Regions from separate parts of the Mus musculus genome. Here region 2 is linked to region 1. A link is a contact called in ENCODE POLR2A ChIA-PET data. All regions are on one chromosome and are shown on one strand. Each heading gives the region's core, a stretch centred on a gene start or an enhancer-like site at or near the end of the contact. The rest is flanking DNA. Distances are from core to core; before and after follow the strand shown. Region 1 holds the start of Nfe2l2 (nuclear factor, erythroid derived 2, like 2). Region 2 holds the start of Agps (alkylglycerone phosphate synthase).

The links. ChIA-PET counts read pairs that join two places held with the same protein, here RNA polymerase II (POLR2A).
Region 2: POLR2A ChIA-PET joins it to region 1 with 23 read pairs in embryonic stem cell. The contact joins the promoter of Agps here to the promoter of Nfe2l2 in region 1. POLR2A ChIA-PET finds 5 or more read pairs at or near these places in 4 of 5 experiments (Patski and embryonic stem cell).

Annotation. Positions count from the first base shown.
Region 1 is chr2:75,702,205-75,708,047 of GRCm38, reverse strand. Nfe2l2 (nuclear factor, erythroid derived 2, like 2) reads left to right here and starts at 3,385. Exons shown (of 5, transcript NM_010902.4): 1 at 3,385-3,684. The coding sequence starts at 3,640. It overlaps E030042O20Rik (a long non-coding RNA gene), which reads right to left and starts at 1,163. Exons shown (of 2, transcript XR_003953858.1): 1 at 621-1,163.
Region 2 is chr2:75,829,739-75,835,581 of GRCm38, reverse strand. Agps (alkylglycerone phosphate synthase) reads right to left here and starts at 3,405. Exons shown (of 20, transcript NM_172666.3): 1 at 3,071-3,405. The coding sequence starts at 3,369. It overlaps Gm34861 (a long non-coding RNA gene), which reads left to right and starts at 3,395. Exons shown (of 3, transcript XR_866490.3): 1 at 3,395-3,541.

The DNA.
Region 1 (5,843 bases), core at 2,136-4,635:
AAAGACATGCTCACAAAACAGGTTTCCGAGTAGCCTTTACAATTCCTCTATTTAAAGAACTTGCATTGCAATGACTCCTCGCAGTAATCAACCACTGTGTCTTATGATAAATGGTTAAATGGAAAAGGTTCGAGATTTACGTAAGTTGTAAGGGTCTGAGAAAATAATAATAAAACTTGAATTCACCTGTCACAGGTCAAATAACTCCAGATAGGTAATCCTGTCAATCAACAGCCTAAGCTTACTGCTCCTTCCAGAGGGGGGGAGGCTCTAAATGTAAGAGTTTTCCTTTAAGTTCTTAAAGTTTAACCTCTGTCCACTTGGCTGACCCCACCCAGGATCAGCAGCAGACCACAAACTGCACCAAACACCTGTGAGCTTGCTGGAAACTGATCTAAACCAGTACAGCTAATGTGTGTGATTGCTCCCTATCTTTTCAGCTCCTGTCTAGAGCCCCACCCCTTGGCCTTTGACCAGCATTACAGCCTTCCAGGGCCCTGACAACACACGAATTCCAGCTGAGAAGCAGTTACCAAGGAGAGTGCATCTCCCCTTATCCTCAACAAAAGTCTAGAATGTTAGGTTGAAAGGAAACTGGGACCCCACTGGAAGACCCATACCTCATCATCCTTACTACATACACTCTGCTGCTGTCAAGGAAGACCATAGCCACACCTGGATGCATCACTTTCAGATCAGGTGATCAGGGGATGATGACCCTGCTGCAGAAAAATGGACTGTCATCAAGGCCCGAGAAGATCCACTGAAGATAAGACTCCCGTGTGGCTGTCACATCATGTATTAGTTATAGACTAATAATGTTTTGTCTATGTTCCCTCCCTCTTTTATGGAGTATATGTCTAGACCCTCTTGCCTTAGATGTCTCACAGCTCTTGGCCACCACTTGTCAAGTGGGCATTCCTTTCTTCACCTCTGGGTTAAAACTCTTTGGTTTGCATGTGATCACATCCCTGCTTTTAGCTCTTTGGCGTATGTATCAAAGCCCCAACTTTTGTCTCTAGTATTCCTCAGATGTTTGTATGCGACAGTGTGGCATGGAGAGAGTACTTGTTTTTGCAAATCTCTCCAGCCCCCTGGAGCAGAAAAATGCAGTTCCTCCCCTTCTATCCCTCATAGAAAACTTAGGATTGTCAGCTGCCCTTCTAACAGTTGGCAGCCATTCTTCCGGCAACAGCTACAACAATGGCTTGGTGTCATTTACAAAAATGTAAGATGTCAGATAACCCAGGATTTATTTGCATTAGAAAAGTCTACTGTAAAATTAGAAGAACAGGTCGATTCATTAACCGAGGTACTCCAACAGCATGGTAGGGCACTTGATCTGCTTTATGCACAACACAGAGATTACTGTATGACCTTGGGGAAACGTGCTGCTTCTACGCAAACTACTAAGCAAACTATTCAGTTTGGTTTGGCATCACAGAGAGAGGGAAAAGGCCCTACAAGGAGGAAGTAAAAGCCTCCCATTTCCTTTCTCAGGTTCTTCCTGGCTAGTAACTCTGCTTTCAGTTGTCACAAGGCCCTTAGCTCTCCTGCCGACAGAGGTTGGCCCCTGCAGCATTAATACTATGAAATATTATGTTGTTGGCTAACTTTATGTTTAAAAGTTTAAATTTTCGGTGCTCCAGAGAACTATAAAGCAAAATTAGACCTCCAAATGTTAAGGGCCGTTAAGGGTTAAATTTTTTTTACTGCTGTTTCTGTTTTGCTGGAGAAGGAGATTCTGTTTGCATTCTGTTTGTGAGAGAACAAATGGCTGAGCATTGCATTCAGAAGTCCTGAGTCTCAGCTGGAGACCTAGCGCTAGGATCTGAGTAAGAGACCTTTCTTTGTCAGATTGTTGAATCTCTAACTGACCCCAGGCCCATAATAGGGTAGTGGTTTTTAAAATACATTTCAAGCCAGGCAGTGGTGGCGCAAACCTTTAGCCCCAGCACTTGGGAGGCAGAGGCAGGCAGATTTCTGAGTTCTAGGCCAGCCTGGTCTACAGAGTGAGTGTCAGGACAGCCAGGGCTACACAGAAAAACCCTGTCTTAAAAAACCAAAAAAAAAAAAAAAAATTCAAAAGAAGATATTTGTGTTCAAACATACTTAAAACAACAAAGAGAAAGATAAAAATACTCTGGGTTTTCAACTATTAACACATTAAAACATCCCTCGATTTTTTTTCTAAGCCCATATAACTATTTTAGAAATTGGATTTTTTTTCGGGGGCAGTTAAAGAAGTATGTTTGGGAATGAACGTTGTGAAAACAGTCACTACCACCACCACCACCACCAAACCCAAGTGGCAGAGTCTATGGTACAGTTCTCAGCCTGTGGAGAGCCACCCCAAGCATCTCAGATATTTTGCACATCCGATACTTACATTACAATTTATAGCAACAAAATTAGTTATGAAGTAGCAGCAAAAATACTTTTCTAGTTGGAGGTCACCACAACACGAACTATATTAAAGGGTCGCTGCATTACGACGGTTGAGAAACGCTGCTCTAAAAACAGCTTGAGAGGTGGGGCCTTATGAGATCATACCTCAAAATTCCCAAATAGAGTAAGTACGTGTAAAGGAACCCTGAGAGTCTTAGAATCCACTTCGGTGATTCTGTTAGAGCTGTGCCCGCTTGCTGGGCTCTGGGTGGATGAAGTGATACTGAGTGACCGCTTGGGCCCCGAGCCCAGGGCACGTGGGAGAAGTGGAGGGCCTTCGAGTAAGCGAGCACGAGTTTGCAGCGTGGACTCATCCATCTCCCTGGGGCAGAGGTGTTTGAGCACCAGCAACTGAATGGGACCTGGGGCCAGAGGGCAGTTGGCCTCTTGCAAAGTCCGGGTCCCAGCTCAGAGCCCTAACCCCGAAACTGGCGCCACAGTCAGCCGGTGGAGCGAGATAAAGCGGGCAAGGTTCTGCAGGTCCAAATCAGGGAGTGGCAGCTCCGATAGCAGCGCACGGGCCGGGGCTCCCGGTGTGCTTGCACCAACTGTTTAAACTGCTTCAAAGAGCCAGGGCTGGAGCGACCTTCGGCAAACAGCTGCTAATCTCTAGCAAGGGGGTGCTGTCCTACAGAGGACTGGGGGGGCCGAAGGCCTCCTGCTCGCGCTCCGCCCCCCGTGCGACTTCAGCCCACCTGACTCCGCCATGCCCCGGACAGCGAGAGGAGGATCAACAGTGGGGGGTCGAGGGGAACGCGGGAACTCCGGCCGGAAGCACTCAGGTCCATGCCCCGCCCTCGGGCTCTTGCTCCTTCCACTGGCCCCCGTCTTGTCCCCCCCTCCCCTTGCCCCGCCCTAGGCCTTTGCGGGGGGCCCTCGGGTCCTTGCCCTGCCCCTGTACGCGATTCCAAGCTCTTGCCCCGCCCCTTACCCCGCCTCCATGCCCTTGTCCTGCCTCTGGCCCTTGCCTCTTGCCCTAGCCTTTTCTCCGCCTCTAAGTTCTTGTCCCGTCCCTAGGTCCTTGTTCCGCCCCCAGGGGGCGGGGGCGGGGCGGACTAAGGCTGGCCTGCCACTCCAGCGAGCAGGCTATCTCCTAGTTCTCCGCTGCTCGGACTAGCCATTGCCGCCGCCTCACCTCTGCTGCAAGTAGCCTCGCCGTCGGGGAGCCCTACCACAGCGTCCGCCCTCAGCATGATGGACTTGGAGTTGCCACCGCCAGGACTACAGTCCCAGCAGGTGCTGCCCCAACCTTCGGGCCCCTGGGCTGTGCCAAGAAGCCGGCAGGAGCTCGAGGGGATAGTGGCTCCGGGAGGGAGGGACAGTCTGAGCCAGGACTACGACGGCAGGGCCTGGGAACTGCCCCGCCGAGCTGGGAGGGCAACGGAGGATGTTGGGGCCGCGACGAGAGTGGGGTCCGAGCCTGAGGTCTCCAGGGGCGGCGAGGTTGGGGTGTGGAGGAAGCTCTGACTTCGTGGGGCCAGGCAGAGACACCACCACCTCGCTGGGTGGGAGGCGCAGAGGCGGGAGGGGGGTGGATGCTGGCGGTCTAAACCGGCGCCGCCCGGCCTTTTCCGGGGCAGCGTAGTTTCCCTGATTCGGTGCCGGTAAAAATGTGCCTAGTCACGGGGCCGCGCTCGGGGGAGCTGAGGTCTCTCCTCGGCGTCCGCCCGAAGCCCTCCCCAACCCCCGTTCTACGACTTGGTGAGCTCGGCCGTCTACGGCCTCAGCCCGAGAGCTGGTCTGTAAGATCACGCCTGTCCGTCTTGATCCAGAAAAGCCCAGCCCTCCGGGGGCGGAGGAGAAAGTCACCGGGTGGCCCTCGTGCTCTGGCGCCCCGACGGGCGGCCTGCCGGCAGGGCTCCGCACGCTCCTTCAGCCTGGGAACCCGGGAATGGCCTCGCGCCGGGCGCAAGGACGTGCAGACCTGGGCGGCGGGCTCCGAGGTCCGAGTGGGCCCCATGCTGGGCTGTGTGTTCTGAGTATGGTGACCCGCGGGGCCCCACGTAGTGTGCGAGGCTGTGGCTTCTGGCTGGCTTACATCGGCCAGTTGGCAGTCACAGAGGCCCTCGGTTGGCCCTTTCCTGCTCTATAGCGTGCAAACCTCGCTGCTCTGGGGCCAAGGGACAAGTTGGAGCTGTTGATCAGTTGCGCAATTGTTATTTTCCCCTGGGCGGCTTTGTCTTTGGATTTAGCATTACAGAGTTGTAATACCAAAATGTATAAGGCAGGATATTCTGGTCCTTGCCGTCAAGGGTAAGAGTAATAGATTAGAATTTGTTGCTTTTTATACTGTTGCAGAAGTTTTGCTTTTAGACATTTATTTATTATCCCTCGCTTGTGTCCTTAATACATTTTTCTTTGCTGTTTGAGATTCTGCCTCAATTTTCTTAGCATGTTGCGCACTTTGAAGACAGCGAATGGGACGCTTGCGTTTCATAACACTTTCTTGCTAAGTTTTGAAGATTGTTATGTAAGTGAAAACCAGTTTCTGGTTATACTTCAGGCAGTTTTAAAGAAGTAAATGCTTATGTTGGCACACACGCGCGCACACACACACACAAAAGAGTCGGAATTGGATTTTTAGGAAAAGAAACCATTTAACTCCAGGGAATGTATAACTCGGTAAAGAGTAAGTTAGTTTAAATGTAAAGCTTTCGGCTGACCTGGAAGGTCCTGGTGTCAGTTTTTAAGTTACTGACAGTGCATTAATTCTACCCCTCCCTTGAACTTGGCCCCGAAATGATTGGGGTTGTAGCCTGGTTTTCATTAGGATGAATAAGTAAACTGTATTTTCTGATTTCTGCTCTTCATGAGTAATCAGAAGGAATGCTTCCTGGCCACAGGATACACGGTGCAAATGAACTTTGACTGTAAAGTTTTTTTTTTTCTCTTTCCTGTGTAGAATAACATTTCATTTACAAAAATGGCAGCTGTGCTGCTTTCTTTCTCTGCCGTGTGAAAGCTTTGTTAGCCGGACATTTCTAGTTCTTTCCAGACATTGATTTAAATATTTGAAGACCTTGAAGAAATCATTTAAGATCATAATTCAGCTAAAAAGCATTGTTTGATAGTCCAGAAGGATTTGAATTGAGTTACAGATTTAAAGACATGGTGAGAGTGATTCAGCTGTGGCACTGTAGCATTTTGTTTTAACAGTGCTCATGGTTAGTAGACTCCATGGTTCTTCAGCACCGGGTTGCGGGGGTGGGCATCCATTACTTTCCCACTGGTGTCTAGGAAAGATAAAATACTTTGTTGAAGGCAAGAGATGAAGTTGATCTTGAATAAGACATATGAGATTATTTTTAAAGACACATTCGAGATTGGCCTCTCCAGAATGAAGGGAGAGAGAACAACTTAAGAAAAACTTGACTTTCTAGATAGGTGACACATCT
Region 2 (5,843 bases), core at 2,156-4,655, 130 kb before region 1:
AGCTGTAAGGCATTTTCTCAAATAGTGATGAAGGGGAGAGGGTCTGGCCCGTTGTGGGTGGTGCCATCCATGGGCTGGTAGTCTTGGGTTCTATAAGAAAGCAAGCTGAGCAATCCAGGAGAAGCAAGCCAGTAAGTAACATCCCTCCATGGCCTCTGCATCAGCTCCTGCTTCCTGACCTGCTTGAGTTCCAGTCCTGACTTCCTTGGTGATGAACAGCAGTATGGAAGTGTAAGCTGAATAAACCTTTTCCTCCCCAACTTGCTTCTTGGTTGTAATGTTTTGGGCAGGAATAGAAACCCTGACTAAGACAATAGCCAATATCACCACCAAGAGTAATGAAAGAGGAGTAACACGCAAATCACCAAAAGATTCCAAAACCACTAAGCACAGCTATAATCACCTTTGCTGGATAGGTACTTCAGTTCCTCCTTTTCCCTTTAGGCTCAGTTCTTGTTGCTATAGATGTTGAGACCCAGCTAAGTAGCATGAATTGAAAGTTTCCCAACCAACAATAATGAAATAGAACGATCACAGTCTGAGAAAACATCTAATGTTTCATCTAACACATGGTTTTATGTCTCCCTTAATACATGACAGTAGTATACTTTGCACTGAATTAAATGCAAGCATTTTGATTAAACTTCAGAGCAGTGTTACGGTGTAGATGTTACCACTACTCAGCTAACCCTGAGCGTCCTCCCACCTTCACCCCATAAGTGAGCTGCAGTTGTCCCTACACTTTGCCATGCAAGGATCACCACTACTTAGAGCAGTTACCCTCAGCCTTAAGAAGTCGTACCCAGCCTGGCAGCAGTGGCACATGCCTTTAATCCAAGCACTCTTGGGAGGCAGATGTGGATCTCTGAGTTCAAAGTGAACCTAGTCTACAAAGCTAGTTACATAGTTACAGGGCAACCAGGGCCACAGAGAGAAAACCTGTCTTAAAAAAAAAAAAAAAAAAAAAAAAAAAAAAAAAGTAGTCTTACCTATTACATCAGAGCATTGCTATTTCTTCCCTAAATGCTGAAGGCAAAGGCCACTAAACCCATCTTAAGGAAACCTGCCCTGCCTACTTAATTTAATAATGTAGGTGCACATATAAATGTTTAGTCACACAGATACCTGCAAATGAGAAAACAGTCATGTGTATGAAGCCACTAGGAAAAATGAGAAATCAGATACTATAACATCAGTGACACCAGAGGCTAAGTGACTCTCGGCTTTACCCTCTCCTACCACCAAGTAACCAAACTCTGGGAACCTCCTCGTAGTCTTAAAATGGTATCGGATGCCTTAATTCCGAGTCCCAGCATTATGCATTAAAGTTAGGCGATTCACAGCCACTGTCTGTCTTCAGACACAAGCAACTACAGCTATTTGTTGAGAGCTTGTGTAACACAGTACACTGAACATCTTTCAGCTGCAGTTTTCTGTTGCCAAAGCAAAAATGCAAAGCAGGGATTAGTTCTTTGGTTTTTTGGTTTTGTTTGGTTTTGTTTCCGTTTCCTAAAACAGGTCTCCAACCTCCACTCCCAAGTGCTTGGATTAAAGGCTTACCCACCACCACCACATCTGGTTCTACATCTTTCTTAAAATGAGGGAGGGGACACAGCTCTGAGAGAGACAGAAAGTTTATACGGTAAAACAGCCTAATGGAATTCAAACCTAGGTTTGTTTCCAGCCATTACAGTTGCCAATCGAATCTTCATCTCCATTCCAGTGTCCTTTCTAAAAAGTAACTCAGATGTTCTTTCCGTCCGCATCCCTGTCATTCTCACAGCTTCTGCCACACCTGAGTCCGGTAGTTCTCTAGTCCCCCACACTCTTTACCTGTGACCATTCTGTTTGTCTACCACGAGCTTTCTCCCCCTCCAGGGCTGTTTTCATTACAAACTTCAAGATTTACACAGAAACCCCTGGCTCAGAAAAGCCTTTATCCTAACAAATACATATACTCAAAACTAGGGTTAAATGACCATGAGTTTCAATTATCAGCTAAATTTCTTAAACTGTATTATTACTTTGGTGCCCTACAGGGAAGAGCACATTTCAGAATCCCTGCATTTCTGGCACAGTGTGTATGCAGTGAGAACTTAATTACATGGGTTGAATTCATGAGGCAGTCCATTTGATTTGCTTTTGATGTGTAAACTGTAACACAGGTACCTGCTACCTGCAGCACACTTCTTAACCTTTTCTTCTAATTTCTTCATCTGTAAAATGGAAGACTACTGCACCTACCTAATACCTTAGGAACGTAGAAGTAATGGAAATAGCACCATCTCCAGCACTTTGAAAGTACACATTCGAGTTAGCAAAATCTTTTTTTTTTTTCATTCTCCAAGTTTTTCCAAACTGATCATCTCAGAAAACACCATCTCTCGACAGCTTTCATCAGAGACAGAGATTCTCCTCCAATGGTCTTAAGGTTTTACAAACATTCCTCATTCAGACTCTTGTCTTTTAGCTTCTTAAAGGATCAGTAGCTGGAATACCAAAGTCTTAAGTCACTAACGCTTGCAGTCTACTGTATCTCACTCACTCACTCACTGGTTTCCTCCCTTAAAGTTAGAATCCATGACCACAAGGAAGTGGTAACCTACCCTACAGAAACCACTCACACCTCTCCCCAGAGTACCACCATCCCACTCCAGCTTGCTAGCATCCAGGCTTTTGAGAATTCGTAGAAATCTGATTATCTAGTGCAATTTTAAAACTCCTCGTCGTAGATTAAGACAATCCTCCTGCTACCCGTTCCAAGATAGAGAATGAATTTCCAGCCTCCAAAACCCAAAAGAGGGGATCCGCTTAAACCCTTTTCCCACTAGGTCATGAAATGTGTTTCCTTCAAAAAGAGACACCAAAATCCGGCCAAGCCATGCCGCCCCTTCCCGACAGAGTCCGGTGTGTCTGGTCCACTCCCAGCCCGCAAGCTGATGTACTCTCAGGGATCGGAATGCCTTCCGCCCACCCTGCCAACTCCCTGCCCACTCCCGTGCTCTCCTCTCCCACAGCCCAGGCCGCTCACGGCCTCCCGCCGCCAGCTCCATCCCGGGCCGCTACTCACCGCTTCTTGGGGATGGTGCCCGACTCTGGTGCGGCAGGAGTAGCGGCGGGCGACGCCCCGGCCGCCGACGCGGCTCTCCGCGCTTTGCACTCATTGGTACTCGGAGCCTCCTGGGGCCGGCCCAGCAGATGGCCCGACAGAACCCGCAGCCGCCGGCGCGCGCGGCCCGCGTCTGGGTCCCGCTCGCTCGCGCCCGCCTCGCCCGCCGCCGCCTCCGCCATGGCTTCCGCCTTGTGCCGCCGCCCGAGGCCGCTGGGCTCGGGTGAAAGGTCACTCAGAGCGGCGCCCCGCGCGACCATTCGCTGCGGCGCATCCCGGCAGTCACCGCGGCGACTGGCGGCAGGGGCCTTGCGCCTGGAGCTTCAACGGGCTCTGTCCCCGCCCACAGCAGCTTCGCCCCGCCCCTCCCCGCCTCGGCCACGCCCGCCGCCGCGCCTCGCCACGCCTCGTCCTGGCGTACCTGCAGAGCAGGTGAGTTCCAGCGGAGCCCGGATTGGCCCAAAGGGGCAGGAGGAGAGCCAAACTACACAGCACACCCGCAGTTGCCAAACCTATGGGTGTGGCATCTTGGATGTGGCCCGAGCGCCCGGAGGCTATTTTCTGGAACAGATGCCTAGGAGCCTGAATAGTGAGTGGGCCGGTGGTGCTGCTGATCTGGCAATGGAGCCAAACCTGGTGAACTTCCCCTAGGTCAAAACCAATCCTTTAAGCGATAGAGCCAGTGCCCCATCAGTCTCTAGGTGTCTAGCACTGTGTTCAGCACTCATGTGGAAGTGAGAGGACAACTTCCAGTTGTCTCTTTCCACCATGTGTATCCAGGGCATCAAACTCGGGTCATCAAACTTCGTGGCAAGTACCTTTACCTACTGAGCCGTCTTGCCCACAGGCTGTATAAAAACCACAGCCTTCAATCTAATGGTTGTTTTTTTTTTTTTTTTTTTTTTTTGGTTTTTTGGTTTTTTGGTTTGTTTGTTTACGTGAAAAAGTGTTATCTGCAAAAATACCATTGAGTTCGTTTTGTGTTAGCCAACAACTCCTAGGCATGGGGCCCACTCTGAAGTGTGGTTAATATACCTAGTGAGACTCCACTGGCAAAAAGTACTTTTCTTGTGCGGATGGGTACCAATTTCAGATAGCTTTTTGGTTCATGGTGGGACGCTGTGTCCACTTCAACCTCTCAGCTCTAGGATTCCATCTGGCTTGATCCCCTGTACATCCTTTGTGTGCTGTCACAGTTTCTGTGAGTTCGTATGTGAATTAGTTCTGTTGTATACAAAAGACACTTTCTTTGGAGTCATCCATCAGCTCTGACTCTTAGAATCTTTCCTCCTCTTCTGTGTCGATCCCTGAGCCTTGAAGGGAAGGTGTTGGGTGGCTTAGCATCTTTTTATACTTGATTTTTTTTCCAGATAATATAAAAGCTATAAAGGCCTAGTAACATCTATTTTGTGCATCTACCTAAGGTCTCTGTTGAATTCTCTTTGCTCTTCTGACTTTTAAGTCCATGAGAGCTCTGTTTAGGTGACCATCCTCTCACCAGGGCAAACCTGCTCCTGCAGGGTGTGACTGGGGCTGGATGCATGACTAAGAGAACAGATATGCATTCCTGAACATTTCATAACAGAAGAAAGAGATCCTTTGACATCATTCTCTGCTAGAGAAGTAGCGTCTTACTTAAAATAAATCAATAAGTAAACTTCAGTTTGCCTTCCAGTGCTGTGCACATGTTCATAATGACCATCCTGCCTTGCACAAGCTGAAGAAAACGATGCATTCATATCTATTGGCTTGGTAAAAGTCGCCAGAGAAGTTGGAGGTGACTCGGTCCAAGAATTAATGAGCTAAGGGTTTTTCCTAACCGCTGTCCCCTCCATTCATCCAGACATTTCTCCCACTTCCTCATATTTTACTTCCATTATCTTCATCCGGCAAATTCAGATATCACCAGTGACGTTGCTGCAGAGAAAAATAGACTTATCAGTTATTGAGTCTTGATGTTCTATCGCCTCTAGTGCAGATTATCCTTTGACCTTGCAAGAGCGTATTCATCCGCCTGTGCTTCCTTAAATGACTCAGAAACTCTGTCCTCTCCTGCCTCCTTCTGTGCTTCCTTGTTCCAGTGGCCTCGCCGCCATTTTGTTCCACCAACCCCAGTTTCTTTTACTGCTGTTTTGCCTCTGTACAGCTGGTTCTTCACCTTCACTTTTCTCTGTGTGCATTTTCTTCCTAAGCATGTCTGGTCTTCATTTATGATGCATGTCTTTATTTAATTTTTATGTACACATTTCTCTTCCTCCAAAAGGGCCAAAGACTTTGTGAAGGCAAAAGTCATGTTGTAACTGAGACTTACACTCAGTTTATAAGGAGCTCGAATTTTTTAATCTAGGGAAAAGACTAGAGCCACAGATGAAAGTGGTGTAGTTAGTAACTCATGTTTGGTTGCCTCCTCCAATAGTCCTGCGGTGGTCAGTGGAGACCACCTTGTCTTCAACCTGATTCTTGGTCACCGTCCTCCAAGGATGGTATCCACAGACATCAAAGAGTACAAACAGGAGGGACTTTATTACCAATTCGTGATTATCAACTTCAAGCAGGATAAAACAGCTTGAATATCACCACACAGGATTTAAATAAAATAGGTTTGAACTCTTGTTTGCAGCAGGATGCTGTCTGGGAGCCGTGGAAGCTCCAGGAAATGTTTTGTGGTTTGTCTGGAGTTTTTGTTTGACTTCTGCTTGCCTGCTTGCTTGCTTGCTTGCTTGCTTGCCTGCCT